Linked DNA regions of Homo sapiens: region 1 is linked to region 2. A link is a contact called in ENCODE Hi-C or POLR2A ChIA-PET data. All regions are on one chromosome and are shown on one strand. Each heading gives the region's core, a stretch centred on a gene start or an enhancer-like site at or near the end of the contact. The rest is flanking DNA. Distances are from core to core; before and after follow the strand shown. Region 1 holds the start of PDE1B (phosphodiesterase 1B). Region 2 overlaps GPR84-AS1 (GPR84, ZNF385A, ITGA5 and GTSF1 antisense RNA 1).

Region 1 (6,779 bases), core at 1,424-3,923, 130 kb after region 2:
TCACATCCATCCGTCACCTACTGCCAAAGCATCATTTTTGGTTTCTATCAAACTCAAAGCTTGTTGGAAAGGATTGTGGGGTTAGGGGAGTGAGGAGGCAGAGCCTCCTAGGGGTAGGGGGCAGTTTAGAAGCTGAAAAGGAGAGGAATGAGAAGGAGCCTGGGAAAGGTGGGGGATGAGGACAAGAGGAAAAGACAGGGAGAGAATAGTTGTCTTTTGAGCCTCAGAGTGGAACAAGTATACCCAATTCTTATCTGTTTAGAGACGCAGCAAGGTAGAAATGGGATTGTATTGCAACAAGAGGAATGAGGTTGAGACTAAACACCAGGACTGGTGACTAAAGAAAGTGAAAGGAGCCACAGAGTGAAAAAGGCTGATAGACTTGGCTCTGGTTTTATCACTTACTCTCTGTGAGACCCTATAATTTTTCTGGGTTAGTTTAGTTCTCATTTATTTTTATTTTTACTTTTTCCATCAAACTGTGTTGTCTATGAAGTTTTCCCATTTATTAAATGAAGGGAATTAGAGTGGATGAACTCTAATGTCTCTTTCACGAATAACTTTGTGTGTGTGTGCGTGTGTGTGTGTGTGTGTGTGTGTGTGTGTGAATTAGCCTTAAAATGAATCAGGAGCAGGGGGTCTTGGGAGAGCAGGATGTGACACTGTGTTAACAAGAAATGTTGAGAGAGCCCTCTGGATGTATGTCTTGCCTCTTTCCCACCTATTCTAGTTTAAAGACCTGCCTAAATTTGGAAACTCCTTAGCTCTAATCCTAATTTACTAATTAGAGCTCTTTAGCACCATCCTAATTTGCAATTCTTTTGTAGTTTCCAGCCCATTTCATTTTCAGTTGATAAGGAGGAGATTGCTCCCAAATTTTCAGAAATGGACTGTGTAGGAGTGTGACTAGGGTCTCAGATGCAGCCATTTCTTGGCTGGGTCTGGGGAAAAGCCAAGGGATGTGTGCTAAAGGTAGATGGACAGAGGGTGGGAAGTCCCTTATTATTTCCACTTTTTTCTCCATCTCTGACTCTGCCATCTCTTTCTGCCTCTGTACTTTCTGGGAGCTGGTTCTGCTGATACTTCTGCTGAATCTAAATGCTGACCTAACTTGGCAATTCTTTTATGTTAGGAGTCTTAGCTGTGACAGTTCATCCGCTTCTTCGCCCTTCCATTTCACTTCTTTTCTCCTTCTCTGACTGGGAGAGGAGGAGCCTCCACTCAGTATTTAGAACAGAGTAAATACCTTCTCCTGATCACTCCTCCTTCCAACCTCCAGAATTTTTTGAAATTAAAATTCACATTCTGGGATCCTGGATTAGTGGCCTGTTTTGGATTCAGTAGTTAGTGAATATATCTCCACTTTCTGTTGACATAGGAGTTTCCCCAATGCCAAAGCAGGTGGTCATTAAGGGAGAGAACAATATGGAGCAAGAGAGGTGGTTCCTGCAAGAGTCCTAGGTAGGACTCGGTTGGATGGAGGAGGCTTTGCCCTTTTACAAGGTCTTGAGTTCAAATTCCAGTTCACTCCTTCCACAAATGTTTATTAACCAGCTAGGCTGTTTTGTGCTGGGCCTTTAGCTCCTAGATTTCTTTCTCTGAAGACAGAACAGAAAAAATGAGCTGGAAGTGCTTCAGGAGGGGTTTTGATATCAGGAATGCTTTCCTGGCTGTGTAGAGTTATTACCTAGTCAAAGAAGAAGATGTTAAGCTGGGTGCGGTGGCTCACACCTGTAATCCCACCACTTTGGGAGGCCGACGTGGGCGGATCACGAGGTCAGGAGTTGGAGACCAGCCTGGCCAATATAGTGAAACCCCATCTCTACTAAAAAATACAAAAATTAGCCGGCGTGGTGGCCCGCGCCTGTAGTCCCAGCTACTCCAGGAGGCTGAGGCAGGAGAATCGCTGGAACTGGGGAGGCAGAGGTTGCAGTGAGCCGAGATCGCGCCACTGCACTGCAGCCTGGGCGACACAGACTCCTTCTCAAAAAAAAAAAAAAAAAAAAAAAAAAAAAAAAAGATGCCTGCTCTGGAGAGCTTTGAACTTGGAAGAAATTCCTATCTGCTAGGCGGGCAGGCAGAAGTACCATGGAGAAGGCCACAGTCTTGGAGACAGGTGGGGAAGATCAAGCTGAGGGACCCGAGGCCAAGTGTGGGATGCCATCACAGCTCAGGGCACACCCTGAACTTTTCCAAGACAGGAGCACAGGTGGGGTCTGGTCCGACTGGGTTCCGAGTCCAGATCTAGCAGGGAAAGATGTGTGCTCATCCCCTACCCCGCACTCAGACATGGGACACGCAGGCAGCTAGGCACACGTGGATACATGGAACCACAACCACATACACAGAAACTCAAAACACACGGAGAGAACCCACACAACCACCCACACCGAAGTCCAGCCCGCCGCCTCCGCTGCACTCTGTAAACACGCACTCACATCCGCCAGTACAGGGCACACGCAGCCACTCGTCCCCGGCGCCTGTGTGCGTGCGCTCGCCCTTGGGCGCTTCTGTCTGTGTGTGCCCCCGGCTTCCAATCGTTCCTTTGGGAGGGGGAGGAGTGGCTGTGAGGAGTGAGAGACTGGCGGGCAGGCTGAGGAGAAGGGAGGGAGAGCAGAGGGAGGGGGGAACCCGGCCGGGGGAGGAGGAGAGAGGCGAGGAGGCGGCTCTGGCAGCGCGCGGCGGCGGCGGCGGTAGCGGCAGCAGCAGCGGCGGTGCGGAGAGCTTGGACTGGGAGCCCAAAGCTCGGCTGGGCAGCGGGAGAGGAGGAGCCGCAGGAGCTGCAGCTCTGCCAGCTTGGGCCGAGCCTAGAGACACCGGCCTGGCTGGTCCACGCCAGCCGCAGGTGGGAAGGGCCTGGGATGGGGGGTGAGGGTCTCTCGGCTGGGGCTGAAGCTGAGCCGAGGTGCTGTCTCCTCCTTCTGTTCCGTAGACCGTGGCTGAGCATGGAGCTGTCCCCCCGCAGTCCTCCGGAGATGCTGGAGGAGTCGGATTGCCCGTCACCCCTGGAGCTGAAGTCAGCCCCCAGCAAGAAGATGTGGATTAAGCTTCGGTCTCTGTAAGTCCCCGGCCCGGGAATGGGGGGAAGGGACCTTAGGGAGCCTGAGCGGGAGGAGGAGGGGGGATAACTGGAGCAGGGCTGTGGGCTGGTAGATTCTCTTTGGCACAGATGTTGGCAGGTGCGAGGAAGCACGGCCCTGACACGCGTGGCCAGGCCACATGTGCAAGGCATGTGCGGAGCAAGCTGGCCAGTTGGAGCGGGCTTAGGAGTTGCAAAGGTAACGATGTGCCTGTGCCTGTGGACCCCAGGCTGACACACGCAGCGCCTAGAGGCAGCACAGTATATGCAGTGTGGCAGGGCTGCAGGAGGGCAGTAGAGGTGCCAGGCTGACTCACACATATCCATGTGCAGAGTTGTGCAGATGTGAGCCACATGACATGTGTGTGCATGAGTGAGCGTGGGTCACAGAGGTATGTGGAGTGATTGCACACAGCTGTAGATCTACTGCATGGGAATACTTGTGCCAACCTGTGGGTCATATGTATCTCAGTTGGGATTGGTAGTTTCTGCCTCATGCACAGGAAGTGGGGTGGGGGTTACCCCATGCCTGAGCTGCTCATCTCTTGGGGCCTGGAAACTCACTCTATGTATTAATGATGAGGGGACCCACGTGGAATCTGGAGGGGGGGTTGGAGCCCCCACCTGGAAGCTGAAGGAGGTGATGATGGTGAAGAAATATTGATTGACAAAGGCAAGGTAACTGGCTTAATCAGAGGCTTTTTGTTTATATAGGGTCTTCCAGGATCTCCAAGCACATTTGGGCATCTTTTCCTATTGTTGCAGTACCAGGGCATGTGGGGAGGAATAAATGGGGGAAGGAAGAACTCAGGTATCTGATACTCCAGTCCCAGGGGAGGAAAGGAACTTTTCCCCTGCTCCTTAGAAAAAAAAGAGGATTGGGTCAAAGACAAGCCATGCACCATGTTTATCTCCCAGTCAGCTGCTGCCATTGGGAAATCTCCGCAGTCTGTTGATTCTTAATCAGGGAACAAGAGAAGATGTCCCTCTCTCCGAGATGAATCCATGGCCCCAGGAAAGAGGAAACAGATAGGAGACTATGGATGTTTAGAGAGGAAACACAGTAAACATAGCCCTGAACCCAGTTCCTCCTCAATGTTCTCCATAGTGAGCACCGAAGCTTTCTATTTCTGGGTTCTGGGAGAGGGAGAGATGGGGGTAGGGGATGGATAGATGCTTATGTTGTATTGTTCTTTAAATACTTCACCTATGGTGATAAGATGACACCTTTTTATGGCAGATGGGTCTGATTTATACACTAGCTACTTGGAGAGGCGTTAGGGAGAACTGAGGCATAGTGGGCAACAAGGCTTGGAATCCAAATGTACTTCTCAGTCCTCCTCCTTGGCTGCCTCTGGCCAATCCAATTTGCTGGGCTCTATGAAGCACAGCCTTGGAATGAGTTCTGGGATGAAGAAATGGAAAACCAGATTGAACTGATTTTTGTTGGGAGGAGCACTGTGTGATTCTTGATAGAAAATGACGCTGCGTTAATGGTAAATGAGCTGGGGAAAGGGGCAGATAAGGAAGTAGTTGAAAGGTAAAGAAGGGCCCCAGGTCCATAAATGGGAGAATTCAGGATGGCTCCCCTAACACTAGTGGCTCATCATACTTACCTTGCCTGTATTCCAGGTAACAGGGCCCTGCGAAAGAGTGGGTATTACTAGTTTCACTATCTCCCACACATTTCTAACCAAAAGCCTTTCCTGAAAATGAATTGTTGTTTCTTCCTTTAGTGTGAGAAGTGCTCAGTGGTGAGAGAAGAGGATTCCCAGAAGGAGGCATGAAACCTGGGAAGAGAAGGGAGTAGAGGCATCTGTCTCTCCAGAGTGCCTTAGCTGAGATGTCCTTACATGAGATTAGGGTGGACAAGGATCCCTATTCTTATTGATTAGATCATTCTGGTCTTCACTCACTTCAGCAGTCTGGTCCTTAAGAATGCTAGCTTTGTACAATAAATTTACAAGTAAAAAATAAAGCTAGCTACATGTAATATAACTTACCCAAAAAAGTACAATCTCCGGATTATTAATTGGCAGGAATAGATTCCCAGTCTTACGTCCTTAAAGCAGAGAAAGACCTTGAAATCAAGGTAGATCCCAACTTGATCTATGTTGATGGCCTACTGGATTTTGCCTTTTTGAATATTGGGGAGGCTTTGACTATCAGATGAAGGGAAATAAAAGGATTTAGGGCTTTGCTGGGTAAGAGGTGGGAGTTTCCCAACCCTCTCAATGGGATGGTTTCTGAATAGGTGAGAAAGGAGATGTTCCCCCTTTTAAGTGGAAATAAAGATCCCCCTGCCCCTTTGGTCAAGGTGGGAAGGGGTTGCTAAGTCTGGAAATAGGAAATAGACATGATTATCTTAGGACTGGGTACTGCTTGGAAATGGAAACATGGCATATATACTTGTATGTATTTATCTAACTATCTATCTAGATTCTTCTACTCAACACATCCTATTCCCCCCCTTCTACCCTTTTAATTTCTAATCAGGACATCCAGACTTTCTTCAGGGAGACTAGGCCTGGTGTTTTTGACTCTGGATAAAAAGCCCACACTAATATAATAGTGCAGGGCAATTTTTTGTTGGGAAGAGCATCCAAGAATTCTGTTTCCCACACTAAGACCCTGTCAAAAATAAATTCAGAATCTAATCTGTATCATATGAGCTGAAGAGAATCTCTTAACTGTGTGATTTTACCCCTATTTTCAGAACAATTTCTCTAATTAAGCAAACTCATAAACTGAGGCATGAGAGAGGGTGAAAGAGGCCATCTGGAGATGATGAGTTGGCCAGGATGATTTTCAGCATCTGTAACCCTAAGAGGAAGTATTTGACTTGGCTGTCCACCCTTCTCTGAGATCAGAGGGCTTTAGGGAATGGGAAGAAGACCAGAAGAGATAGAAATGATTTTCTGTGTCTTTTGTGATTCAAGAAAAACGATGAGCAGACATTGGTTTGCCATCCTCAGCTCATTTATTTATCCAACAACTATTTCTTGAGTGCCTTCTATGGACCAGGTGGCATGCTGGATGCTGAGAATACAGTCGGTGGTGGACAAAACAGACATAGTCCCTCTTCCTACAGAGCTTGTAACCTGCTTCAACTCCATCAAGTGGTGTAGAGAGGCAGGGGGCTCTGTATTCCCTGTTTTGCTACACCCACCCAAGTGATGAAATTCTACCACTCTGGGTTTCTGCCTCATTTTTTCTTTAGGGGGGTTATATACATAGGAAAAGCATAAATATGAGTTCTCTTTTTCCCAGGATGGTACAAACACCACTCTCTTTTCTCTGCTCCAGTTTCTCTTGGAATTTTACATTTTACAGATGGAACTTCCCCCTTCCTTTGGGACAGTATAGACATAGTCCCTTTCTCTTTTTCTTTCCCCACATGGTACGCACTCGGGACCCTCAAAGTCTAGGCTCAATGTTCTATGCTGTGGTTCAAGGTCATTATAGATGAGCTGGAGCAGGGACCCCACTGGGGATTATTTTTGCTTATCTTTGTTTCATCAGAGTCTAGTGTGATACCTTGAACATAACAGGCACTCAATAAATGCTGTTAAATAAAGGAATGAACAAATGAAATAGTGAATATATGTACATATGTTACGAGGTCCAGTTCTGTCTCTGGTTCTGTGGTGCGTGTATACCTCCGTGTTTGTTGAGTGGCGGGGGGAGGAGTAGGAAATGG
Region 2 (6,685 bases), core at 1,005-3,504:
ACCTTTAGGTGAGAGCTACTCAAGCCATGGGCTGGGAACCCCCTTTGGGAGGAGAAGGGCTGAGGCCTGATTGCTTTTTAGCCCAGCAAAACACGTGTGTGAACCAAACACTCTCCTTTCTCAGTCTAGGCAAACTCTTTAGATTTTCCCAGGATTTGGGAGATTAGGGGTGGGGGTGGGGAGGGGTGCAGGGAAGGAGGTGTGTGACTCAGCTCCTCCCAGGAGCCTTGGTGGGGGACAGGGGACATAGCGTCCTGCCCCAGTCCTCCTCCCCACTCCACCCCTAGCCTTGGCCAACTCAAACAGGCCCCCTCCCTGTCCATTCCCTGCTCCTGTTTACACCGGGAGCCCCTTAGTCATTCTTTGGCTGGCCTTTCTACTCTCCCCAATATCCCTCCTCTCTTGGCTCTTTCTGCCCTTATAAGTCCTCTCCCAGTGGCCCCAACACCTCCTGCCTTTCCTCTCACCATGCCTGCCTTTGCCTGATCCTCTCTTCCTCTGCTCTGGGTTCGTCCTTAACTTGGGGTCCCCTCCTAATTAGAGCTACTTCAGCACAGACCTCCAGGCCTGGAAGCTGACCTAGAAAGGCCAGTGAGGAGGGGATAGAAGCCATCAGTCCAATCTTCTCCTTCAGAAGAGGAAATGGGTGTAGAGAGATGAAGTGATTTGTCCAGGGTCATATGGCTAGCCAGTTAGCGGTGAGCCTAGAACCTAAGTGTTTAGACTCCAGACCCAGTGCCTTCTCCTCTAAGCCCACTGCCCCTCTAAATGATCTATCTCCTCTCAGCTTTTTCTTTCTATCTTGTATATCTCTCAGCCTTTCTCTGGCCAAGTTTGTGTGTCTCCAAGTGCCTCTGCTTTTTCTCTTAAACCTGACCTCTTTGGTACCCTCTGTCCCTTCATTGCTCAGTAGGAATGATTTGCTGTGATGACTGACCATTATTAATCATGGTCTGCTTGATGGAGAGGAAGAAGGGTGAAGGGCAAGGCCAGGACACTCAGCAGGCTCCTGTTGTCGCCAGCCTGCTTGCCCTGAAGGCTGGAGTTTTAGAACCACAAGAGTGAATTTCCACAGAGGAGTTCAGGATACAGGTGCAAGTTCTAACGCCAGGGGTCATGCTGAATTTTAGTAGTGTGGAAGAGGGGTGGGGAGTACTGATAATGGTTTATTTAGCACATGCTGTATTCCTGGCCCTGGGCTTGACCTTTAATCTGCCTCTATCCCATTTATCCCAACTTATCCAGCACTGAAGGTATCATGATCCTCATTTTACTGTTAGGAAATCGAAGCCTAAAGGAGAGAAGTGACTAAGCGAAGGCCAACAGAAAGGGGCAGAGGTAAATCCAAACCCAATCCCAGTAGATTTCAGAGCCGTTGCTTTTCCCACTGCAATGTCAGCCCTGTAAACCGGCTGGGTTTCTACAGAGGTATGGGGGAAGATTCTAGAGTAGGAATTATAACCTAGATCCATTGTCCTTGGGGTGGGGTGGGGGAAGATTGGGTATACAATCCATTAATCCTCTGAAACTGGATGGAAGTTTTTGTTTATATGCATGTGATTTCTCTGGGGTGAGACTCAGTGGCTTCTTTAAGATTCTCAAATGCCTGGAAATTCTGAGAACACTAAGGCTGGATGCCTTGGTTTTAAGAAACAGACTCAGGTCTTGTTGGGCTGTAAAAAGTCTGATTGGGTAGAGGTGGTAGAGGCTGAGGTGTCCATGAAATAAAACTTCCTAGGCTGGGTGCAGTGGCTCATGCCTGTAATCCCAGCACTTTGGGAGGCCATGGTGGGTAGATCACGAGGTCAGAAGTTTGAGACTAGCTTGGCCAACATGGTGAAACCCCGTCTCTAGTAAAAATACAAAAATTAGCCACGCGTGGTGGTGGGTGCCTGTAATCCCAGCTACTTGGGAGGCTGAGGCAGGAGAATTGCTTGAACCTTGGGAGGCAGAGGTTGCAGTGACCTGAGATTGCACCATTGCACTCCAGCCTGGGTGACAGAACGAGACTCCATCTCAAAAACAAAACAAGACAAAAACAAACAAGCAAACAAAGAAGTTGGATCTCACAGAGGGAAGGAAGGTGGGATATTTAGGAAAATTATGAAGCTGAAGGCGGGGGTGGGGGGATTTCCAGAAGTAGAATAGGAGCCCAGTTATACCAGGATCCAGAGACTGCTGAAGCTGGGGAGTTGTTCTGTGTGTGTGTGCGTGTATGTCTAAGAAAGGGAAATTGGAAAGTACAGGAGTAGACCATTTGCACCCTCAGGCTCTGTTGCTTCTCTGACTCAGGTCTCTGCCTAGAGGAACTGAGGGCTCTATCATCTGTGAGTCACCTCCACCATCCCTACCCGCTGTCTGACCCAGGAGAAACCCCTCCCCTGTGTCCTATGCCTAAAATAAACCCAGGCTCCTCTCCTTTTTCTATCCCCAGTTTGCACAGAGCACAGGAGGGGTGGATGGAAGATGTTTACTAGGGTGACAAAAGCAGACCTTAGCAATAAGATTCGTGGGTTCTATTGTTGCTCCAGGACTCCGAACCCAGTGATTAAGACTGTGACTAGAGCCAGATGTCGTGGCTCACGCCTGTAATCTCAGCACTTTGGGAGGCTGAGGCGGGTGGATCACCTGAGGTCAGGAGTTTGAGACCAGCCTGGTTAACATGGTGAAACCCCGTCTCTACTAAAAATACAAAAAATTAGCTGGGCATGGTGGCGGGAGCCTGTAATCCCAGCTACTCAGGAGTTTGAGGCAGGAGAATCGTTTGAACCCGGGAGGTGGAGGTGGCAGTGAGCCGAGATAGCATCATTGCACTCCAGCCTGGGCGACAGAGAGAGACTCAGACTCAAAACAAACAAACAAACAAAAAAAACCTGTGACTAGATACCTCTGTGGAGACCAAACTGGGAGTTTTTCCAGGCGAGACTAGGTTGGAGAGGCACATGGAGACAGGGACTAGGGGATGGGCACTGACAGGAAAGGAGCAGAGCTAAGAGGACACTGGGATACAAGATATAAGACCCAGGAATCCAGATTAAGCAGATCAATGGGAAGGAATTTCCCCCACTCTTGCTAATGTCTTCTCTTCCAAAAGTTCTTCAGTTTTTCTTATTTATTTATTTATTTATTTATTTATGGCATATTTAGAGGCACCAGAATGCTATGGCAAAATGTAACAACCCCAGATAGGAAGTTAAAAGGAAAATAAGATCCTCTGGGGTGTCCTAAGCATTGACCTCATTTTATTTGCTTACTCATGCCACCCCCATGACTTTCCTTTCTCTCCCCTTTGCTGCCTTGTACCTACCTCTGGAGAGGAAAGGGGTGCCTGAATCTTCTCAGCTCAAAGGCCTGGCAGTCAGAGGAGAGAACCATCCGGGGTGGGAGCTGTGGGTGGGAGTGTCAGCTTCTTGGGATGGCCTTCCCAGATGTAAGCACATCTGGAGCCCATCAGGAAGGGACCTGGAGCACCAGGATTCCCAGTGCACATCCGATTGGGGCTATGAGGGGTTGAGGATGAGCCAGGCGTTCCCTCCCACCTCCACAAGTCTGCCTGCCATTTCCAGCCCTCTCTTGGGAAGGATTATCAATCCCAGACAGAAAGGGCATTGGAAAGAGGTTGGGGAGGAAGGCAGGAGGGCCACCGATTGCACTCCAAACCCAGACATGCTATGTTACTAGCTTCAGCTCTTTCTGGCTTTATAGAGATAACAGCATCTCTGATCAGGTAGGAATCAGGGTGTGTGTGTGTATGTGTAGAGCATAGTGTGCCATTAGTCCTTAACACAATGGCACAAAGTTGGGGATGGGGCACAGCATGTCCCTCTCCTTGCTTTTCATAAGTCTTCCTCATGAGCTCTCTGGACCTCTGGCGCTCCTCATCTCTCTACCTCCAAACACATACACTCCTTCCTTGGCTGCAAATTCCTCCCTGTCCATCATCACCTCACAATGAGCACATTTGTTTTCCAGAGATCATGTACAGGGCTAAGAATAGGTCCATCCCCTTGCCTTTCTCTTCAGGGAGAGCTAACCTGTTGGGGTGCTGAACTAGGGGATAAGTGGGGTTTACAGAAATTCCTGCAAAGGTTCCAAGTGTCCCCAGCAGCCAGTGCATAAAAGTAAAATGGAGAGTCTCTGGGGCTGAGATTTATGAGCCCAGTAATATGGAGCACTCCTGGGAAGCAGAGCCCCCTCCTTTTCTTCCAGAGCTATAACTTGAGGAGGAACAAAGCCTTAGAAGATTCTTAACCCCTGGACTCCAAGGTTGAGGCTTACTAAATTGAGATAATAGTATAAAAGAAAGTAATGTTGTATACAGTTTATACATTCACAATTCACAAGTGATTACTTCTGGGTCTAATGTACAAAAATATATTGGACTTCCTACCTTACCTGCAGTAAAGGTTGAATTGCATTCTGTCCTTTGAATACCCACACCCCCGACCTCTGGCCTCAGTCCTTGATTGGACTTCAAAGCCCTAAGGGAGAAGCCAAGAGGAGGAGCTTTCTGACCCTTCAGTTTATATTCCTTTCAACAGATGTCCAGCAGTTGGGAGGTTGGGTACCCTCTTCCAGTCTCTAATCTACATGTGGCTAGAGGGTTCCAGATGACAGAATTGTGGAACTGGGAGGTAGGGCTAGGGCTTCCAGGTCTCTGAGATAGAAAAGGGGTGTGTGATGAGATTGACCTGGGAAGAAGAGAAGTTTGGGGTTTGATTAAAGGGCTGGGTGCCTAGGAACAGGAACGGTGGGATGGCACTCCAAGCTTTCACCTCTAGGGAGAGTGGCCCTCCCTTCAGGCCACACTCTTCCATCCAGTCGGCCAGGGCTGGCCACACCCCCACAGCTGGCTGGGAAATCTCAACCCTACCCCTCTCTACAAGCCAATTGCTTACAGATGTTCTAGGAAGGGGGGTTGTTGAGAGGAGGAAGGGCAGGATAGGGGTAAAGGGAAGGAAAACTCAAGGAAAGAGGGAAGACTCATGGAAGGGAGAGAAGAAGTTATGGCCAGGTGGGGAAGCCTGTCAGATGGTGAAGAAGTCAGAGAGAAAGAAACAGTTGAAGAAAGAAAGAGAGAAAATGAAAAAAGGGTCTCATTTTCCCCTGAAATCCACCCTACTCTTTGCAGGCAAATTAATCTTCCTAAACCAAGGCTCTGATGATGTTACTTCTCAGATCAAAACCTTTCATGGCTCCAACATTTTAACTACTAAAGATCTGTCTGCTCTAAGATTCCTAGAATTGTGCAAGGGACATTAACTAATAAGTGCCATTGATCTAAGTAGTATATATTTTTGAGTGCTTACTATGTATAAAGCTCTGTGGGCTATGCTGGGGAGAAAAAGGAGGGAGAAGGAGGGGGAAATGGGTGAGGTTGGAGACATAAATAAGAGCAAAGAGGTAGACAGAGAGGGTTCCGCGAGAGGAAAAGACAGAGGGGCAAGGGATTGGTGAAGGAGAAGGGGGTGGAGGAACCAGGAAGGAGGATCCTAGAAAGATGGTAGGAGAGAGGAAAGGAGAAAGGAAAGGGGAAGCGCATAATAGAGATGGGGGACAGAGGGAAAGGAACGTGAGGAGAGGGAGGGCAGGGGTGCAGAGTCATGGAGAGTGGGAAATATACTTTGGAAGACTGGATGGAGAGACTAATCCTTTCCTCCTGCCAGGTCAGGAACTCTTCATTGGCCAATGAGAGGCAGTGTAACACTGGTCTGCTCCTTCCTCTGCCACCCCCAGCTTCCCATTTAGGACCCAGCTTTCTATGTCCTTTGTCATTTTGGGGTCATTGAGTTGAATCTATTCTTGAGTTCCCTGCCCTCCCACTCCCACCCCGGGGGACCAATTTCTGAAGTCATCTTCCCCCCACTTATTACACTGCAACCTAGTCTCCCTTGTCTTTTTTGGTCCATCTTTGGATTTATTTCCCTGAAGTGGGTGGGCAGGAATGAAGCAGACTAGAGGTGCTTCCAGATCTGTTCCGCCCTTCATCAGTGTCCACCCTTCCCCTCTGAACCAGTCCAAGACTGCGACATTTGTGTCAGAAGTCCCTTTGGCCCCTTTCCTGCTCCTGAATCCCTGGAGTGGTATTTGGAGGTGGGAGGAGGGGTAAGGTCCGAAGTGGAAAGTCTGACGCTGAGTCCAGGCCCCCAGCCCCACTCAGACTGGCTGAGCTCATCTCTCCAAGCAACCGCAGCTGGACATTTTCCATGTGATCACCTCAGGGAGGGGGGCTGGGTTCCAGAAACCCAGACAGAGTTGACTGAGTATCACAGCTTAGGAACAGAGCACCCTCAGGTGCCTCCTCTCCGCCTTCTCCTGTGTTTTGCATGGGAAAGCCCTGGGGGAGTAGCAAGGAATGGAGAAACAGACCTGGAGAAGGGCCAAAGCTGGAATATATTTTGGGCCCAAGTTGACCCAGGTTTCTACATCTTTCCCATGTTCACCATTTGTGCTGGCCAGGCTGGGAAAAGATCCTGTGTGATGTGAATGTGCCTGTGAGGTGAAAATCTCCCTCTCTGTGTGTGTATGGTCTGAAAACCTGAACATGCTTGTGTTGGTGTATTTGCATGGGTGGGGTATCTGTATCCTGATCTGTCAATAGGCTAAAGTTGGGGGTGTGTGTGTGTGTGTGTGTGTGTGTGTGTGTGTGAGGTGTGATTGCCCCTGCTCTCTTGCCAGTGCAGTG

Evidence for each region. Hi-C counts contacts between places; a loop is a spot of excess contacts on that map. ChIA-PET counts read pairs that join two places held with the same protein, here RNA polymerase II (POLR2A). Pooled maps may share reads with other maps.
Region 1: a loop to region 2 is called in a pooled map, with 3 times the contacts of the local background. The contact joins the promoter of PDE1B here to the enhancer-like site in region 2. A Hi-C loop is called at or near these places in 1 of 50 pooled maps. POLR2A ChIA-PET finds 5 or more read pairs at or near these places in 8 of 52 experiments (HCT116, Panc1, T-cell and 3 more).

What each region holds. Positions count from the first base shown.
Region 1 is chr12:54,546,928-54,553,706 of GRCh38, forward strand. PDE1B (phosphodiesterase 1B) reads left to right here and starts at 2,674. Exons shown (of 16, transcript NM_000924.4): 1 at 2,674-2,845; 2 at 2,933-3,058. The coding sequence starts at 2,946. NCKAP1L (NCK associated protein 1 like) reads left to right here. Exons shown (of 31, transcript NM_005337.5): 31 at 1-1,316. RefSeq lists enhancers at 1-76, 3,224-3,852 and a silencer at 2,599-2,658.
Region 2 is chr12:54,421,062-54,427,746 of GRCh38, forward strand. The region is part of intron 2 of GPR84-AS1 (GPR84, ZNF385A, ITGA5 and GTSF1 antisense RNA 1); the gene reads left to right. Among named protein-coding and RNA genes, the nearest start is that of ITGA5, 5.1 kb to the left of the region's middle. Within about 2 kb of position 2,255, at least 5 of the 41 ENCODE cell types and tissues checked have a DNase peak (open chromatin) inside an H3K27ac peak, as active enhancers do.